Regions from separate parts of the Homo sapiens genome. Here region 2 is linked to region 1. The links are chromatin loops, found by intact Hi-C in ENCODE. Cell type or tissue: ascending aorta. All regions are shown on one strand. Links, peaks and the distances in the headings refer to the core of each region. The heading gives the core; the rest is flanking DNA. Region 1 has its middle 30 kb from the start of LINC01365. Region 2 has its middle 78 kb from the start of LINC01365.

Region 1 (2,931 bases), core at 239-2,738:
CAAGAAAAGAAAGTAGAAAAATGTAAAGAATGGGAAAAAGGAAAAGACAGACAGACAGGTGACTACTGTAGGTAAGTAACTAGAGTTCTTAAGAAAATCCTGAGATGGCTCTCTGGCTAGCTCCTTCCAGGGAAAGAACAAAGATGACTGACTCTAATATGATGCCCTTAAACTCTGGCACTTTAACTCAAACCTGCAGGCACAAACTTGTAGGCACTCTCTCATAATCTCAGGGGTGGTGGTTTTTTATTTCAAACAGGCGGTAGTCTGTTGTGGTGTTTCTGGGTGGTCCATGTAGCTATTAACATTGCCTTTAAATACCTTTCACATAACTGTACTATTGGAGTATTATAAGAAGTTGGAGAAAAATCACAAACATCCATAGAATTTATAAGCTGTTCAGTAATCCACAGCAAGGAATGTCACTTCACCATTGACGGTAATAGTTGGCATATTCATTGGAATTGTCTCTAAAGTAAACTTTAGAGCAATCTGCTTTGGATTTCTCACTTTATAAAAATGATTCAATATTTTTAAAATATAGACCAGAAAACAAAAAAAAGAAAGAAATAAATAAATGAGAAAAAAGAAAGAAGAAAAAGAAAATGAAAAAAAGAAAGGAAGTAGTAGAAAATGCCTTTTCAAGGCCATGGTTCTAATCAGTGTACATCTGTAGATAGTAATGCCATTTTTCCATTATTGATTTTTGTATTGGGGGACAACATTCTTGAAGGTATAACTGCAATAGTAAGTAAGTATGACTGCAAAATTCAGTAGCCCTTGCTATGCTTTGCTTCTGAGTCTCTGCTTCATTTGTTCTAAGAATTGCCCAAAATAACATGAGAGAATAGTATCAAAAACTACTCAGTGTGGACTTGAATGCCATAAAACTCTAGACAAATAAACTGTTTTAGTGAAATTTGTCATAACATGGACAAACTAGTGAAATTTTTCATAACATATTCTCTCCAATGTGAACTGATACTTCATCTGTGGTGTGATCATACGTGTGCGTGTGTAGCTTCCACCTTGGTATGCTTATGCTTTATGGACTTTTGTACCTTTGGCAACAAATGTTATTACATCTACTTTCCCATGGCTTTCCCCTACTGTGAGTGGAGTGGGAAATAAAATATGCTTTTTTAACTTCCCTTGGGCTTTAAATAAAGTTAGACTATGACTAGGCAACCAGCAACGGGAAACAATGAGAAACAAATGGCAAATTCTCGCAAGTCAAGTCCTTCCTGTAAGGTCAACTCTAGCACATGCACTGCATAGCAGCTAATAATAATAAAAAAGAAACAAGCAAAGCCCTGCAAGCCTTTTGCTATTTACTGCTATTTCCTCTGCCCTCCACATTGGAGGCTTTGTATCCCTGGGACATATGTAGTTGTCAATGTTAATCTTATTTAGTAGGTGAAAACATGAAAATTAATGTAAACTGATTTACATAACTGTGAGTTCCTTAAGGATAGGAATTGTATTCTATTGGTACTTTGAATCTCCAGACAGAGAACAATGCCTAACTTATGTTAGTTGCCCAAGAACAACATAATCCCACCTTCATATACTTGTAGCACACAGATACACTGTTCTGCCAACCCCTATCATGAAGAAGATAAAAAATAGTGCTATAGACACAAAACTCTGAACTCTCCACAAAACATATAGCTCTTTCAGGGTTGTCACCTCTCTACTTGTTCCAGGTTGGGAAATGTTTTGGAGAATATGAAAACATCTTGATTTTCAGATGATGCACGCCAAAAAGATTTGTATGAGAAATAGTAATATGGGACCAAAGTATCCAATCAGGAAATCTTATTATTTTGTCTTTAATAATTTTTACTTTGGGAATTAATAAACAAAACAATTTTCAATAGAATTAACAATCCATGAGATGCAACATAGTGAGTGAAAAAAGCCTGGAGTCATTTAGAGTCACCTGATATTTGCTGAATTGTCTATTATATGTCAGGCTTGTGCTAAGCTTTGGTAATATTGAAATGAGTTAGACAGATATGGTCCCTGTCCTCATAGAGCTGACATTTTAGAGGAGGAAATAGGCAAAAGCCAACCAACTAAACAATATCTTAAGTGGTTCACAGGAAAGAAACATGGTGCTGAGATGGGGCAGGGCAGTGGAGGAGGGAGTTCCAGAGGGAACCTCCTAGGACCTGACTAGGTAACAAAGGCTGAGATCAGAAGGGATCCCAGACTCTGGAGAGGAATATTCCAGAACCATGAACTTACAGAAGCAAACGTTTTGAGATGGGAAAGAATTTGCATGTTAGATCTAGGTCTCAATATAAACATGGTCATTTATGAGCATAAGCTGGCAATTTCCTTTATCTAAGACTCTTAGTTTCACATTTGTAAATTCAAAATAATAATGCCTATGTTGAAAGTTGATGTGAAAGTTAAAGCTTTCTGTGGCAAAGTGCCCAAGACATTGTAGACCTTCAGAAAATGTTGTTTCTCTTTTCTGCCAATATTTTATAACTTCAGATGAATTCCTTACAAAAGTCATAGCAATAACAGCAACAATAAAATGTTAACACTTCCCAAAGATGTGTCATTTTTTTTCCAAGTAGCACTTACTGTAAAAAAAAAAAATCCAACTCTTGGAGGCTTTAAACAGGATTCAGCTGTACCCTAACAACTGTGAAGGTCACAGATTACCATGCCTATTTTTTAATCCAAGTATATTTCAGTGACTGCAAAAAATCAAAAAGGAAATATAACAGATTGAATTCTTTACTTGGTAAGTTTTCAGCAATAGATTAGTGTGTATTTAATGGACTTTTCAGCATGAGCTAATTTAATCTCTTTTACACTAAACAGACTCTTATACAAGACTTCGCAATGCTGCTGTATCACCATCAGGATTATTTTACTATCTATAGACATTTTACGTTTTAAACAGCCCTACAA
Region 2 (2,931 bases), core at 207-2,706, 110 kb before region 1:
GGCTGCCGTGAACTATGATCACGCCATGGCTCTTCAGCCTGGGTGACAGACAGAGGCCATGTCTCTTAAAAAAAAGAAAGAAAGAAAGAAAGAAAATAAAAGAGAAAAGAAAATATAAACTAGGTGTTTAGAGTCTTGGGGAGAGTGAAAAGGGAGGCAAAGTATTGGCTAAACAATGATGTGACAGTAAGTAATGAGGCAGTATCCTAGACTAGATCTCTGCAAACTATGGCTTATGGGCCAAATCCAGCCTGCTGCCTGTTTTTGTGTGGCAGGTCAGCTAAGAAATGATTGAAATCATTACATTTTTAAATGATTGAAAAAAATAAAAACTAATAACATTTTGTGATGTGAAAATTACATGAGATTCAAATTTGCGTGACCATAAATAGTTTTATTGAGATAGAACCATACCCATTTATTTATATATTGTCTGTGGCAACTTTCCAGCTTCCAAGGCCAAGTTGAATAGCTGCAACAGAGACATATTTTCAAAAAGGTTAAAATATTTACTATCTGTCCCTGTATAGGAAAAGTTTGCTGACTCCTGGCCTTGACAGCCTAGACTAATGCTTCTCGATGTTTACTTGCATGTGAATTACATGGGGATCTTGTGAAAAGGCAGATTCTGATTCAGAAGCTGTGGGTGGGGCCTGAGTGTCTGCATTTCTACTGAGCTCCCAGCTGATGCAGATACTGCTGGTCTGAGGACTGCACTTTCAGTAGCAAGGGCTTAGAGAGGGGTCAGCAAACTTTTCCTTTAAGGGGCCAAGTAAGAAGTACATATTTTAGGATCTGTGGGCTATGTGGTCTTTTTTACTACTCAAATCTTCAGGGGAAAGGCAGCCATAGGCAACATATAAAAGAACAGGAGTGGCTGTTCCTATAAAAGTTTATTTGCAGAAGCAGGTGTTGGGCTGGATTTGTCCCATGGGCTGTAGTTCACCGGTTGCTAGGCTAGAGAATTAGTAAGTGATTTCTATTAAGAAATAAGCATTGTCCTTCCTTCAACGTGCTTCCTGGTTCCATTAACCCCCAATAATAATGGTGATGAGTTTCAGAGAACAGTAACTTATCCAAAACTGCCACAGAAAATCAGTGGTGAACCTGGCATAAAACATAGCCATGATTAGTGGATGACCGTCTGGAGAACATGTACACTGGGATTGTGACTATTCTAGTTTCCTTCATTGTGGGGCCTGGCACTTGCAGACCTAAACAATAAAAGGTGAGACATCTATTTAGGGCCAAAATTAAGTGTAGGTGTCAGGAAACTGGATGTTTGGCTCAGGGAGGGCAGAATTCTCTATTTAATAATAAAGTTTACGCCTTCACTGCATGTTCTTGAAGTTAAGGCTCAGACAAATCTCAGAAAGCAAATGTTTCATAGTCTTGAATTTCTCATGCTCTAAAAATGAAATTGCTCTACTTTATAATAATGTGTTATTTTAGGCACCAAGTAGTGTGGCATTCTGCCTTCCCAGTGTACTTTGGAATTTTTAATTATACAATGAATGTCCTTTTAACCACAATGACTAAAATTACATTTCTCTTTCCAAATTCTTCTAGAATTATTTCCCTCTGTCTAAGCTACAGTTACTGAAATAGGGAATAGACCTTAATTCTGGCCTAGAATATAAGATTTGTTTTATCTTTCTTTATGCTGTCATTTCTGTGTAAATTAATGTGTCGATAAGGCATGAATCAGCATAACTACATGTAATAGATTAATAGAACACTAAGAACATATATGTTATAAATAAAAATGCTTAGGAAAAATTTATCTACAGCCTCAGACACAATATCCTTAGATTACAGATAACATATAGATATGAATAATTGTGTCATTTTTATGAATCATGTGTTGAGAAACTTAACGTCACTGCTTTGATGATAACAATAATTTCCATCTTACAAGCAATTAGTGTAGATTCCTGAGCAAGGAAGAATATAATGAGCGTTCTAATTCCTAAGAATCTATCATCTCAATTTTAGATGGAGCAGGAAGTTGAAATATGACATTAAATAAATATGAACTCACACAGAATCAACGACTCTTAGAGCCAGAATTTTTGATGGTCTAATTTAGCAATTTCATGCAACGCTTCTATGTTTCCACGTAAGTCCATATTGAATAAGTTAAATTGTTAAAGCCATTTTCTTCTTCAACACAAATATATTGGCATTTTTTCCCTGAATGTAGGGATATGTATTAGTTTCTCAGAGCTGTCATTAACAAACTGGCTGGCTTAAAATAACATAAAGTTATTGTCTTACAGTTCTGGAGGCTAGAAGTCTGAAATCAAGGTGTTCGCAGGGCTATGCTCCCTCTGGAAGCTCTAGGGAAGAATCCTTCCTTACATTTTCCTAGCTTCTGGTGACAGCTAGCAATCCTAGGTGTCCCTGTGTTTGTAGAAGCATCACTCTAATCTCTGCCTCCATCTTCATATGCATTTTCTCTGTGTCTCTGTTTTCACATAGCTCTCTTCTGAAAAGTACATCAGTCGTATTGAATTAGGGGCCTACCCTACTCCAGTATGACCTCATCTTAACTAATAACATCTTCAACAACCCTATTTCCAAGTAAGGTCACATTCTAAGGTACTGGGTATTAGGACTTCAGCATGTCTTTTTTTGGGTGGACACAATTCAACCTGTAACAGAATATAAGGATGCAAAGACGTTATTGTTTCCCATGCAGCCCTTAGAGTACAGAGGAGAAAGCGAATGTGTAGATTTTTGAAGATACAGTTTATAATAATTTAATACATACAAAATGCTGTTAGAGTATTGTGGTGGTGGCAACTATTTTTTTCTAAGTGAAATGGTAAAGGAAAAATTTTAAAGGCAGTTGCCATTTGAACAAGGTTTTGAGAGACAAACAGGAATTCATCCTAGAGAAAAAAATTGCCAGATGTGGGGACATATTAG

Evidence for each region. Peaks named below come from ENCODE experiments on the same cell type or tissue, not always from the same donor. Only the 100,000 strongest peaks of a DNase experiment are listed, where the experiment ranks them.
Region 2: it touches region 1 in a loop (4-fold over the local background); 4 of 110 quality-filtered maps call a loop at or near these places.

What each region holds. Positions count from the first base shown.
Region 1 is chr4:119,832,667-119,835,597 of GRCh38, forward strand. No RefSeq gene overlaps it. Among named protein-coding and RNA genes, the nearest start is that of LINC01365, 30 kb to the left of the region's middle. In ascending aorta, for the core only: no CTCF peak of the experiment used is centred there; a DNase peak (open chromatin) is centred at 1,235; H3K27ac peaks cover 2,500 bases.
Region 2 is chr4:119,725,233-119,728,163 of GRCh38, forward strand. No RefSeq gene overlaps it. Among named protein-coding and RNA genes, the nearest start is that of LINC01365, 78 kb to the right of the region's middle. In ascending aorta, for the core only: no CTCF peak of the experiment used is centred there; no DNase peak of the experiment used is centred there; H3K27ac peaks cover 2,500 bases.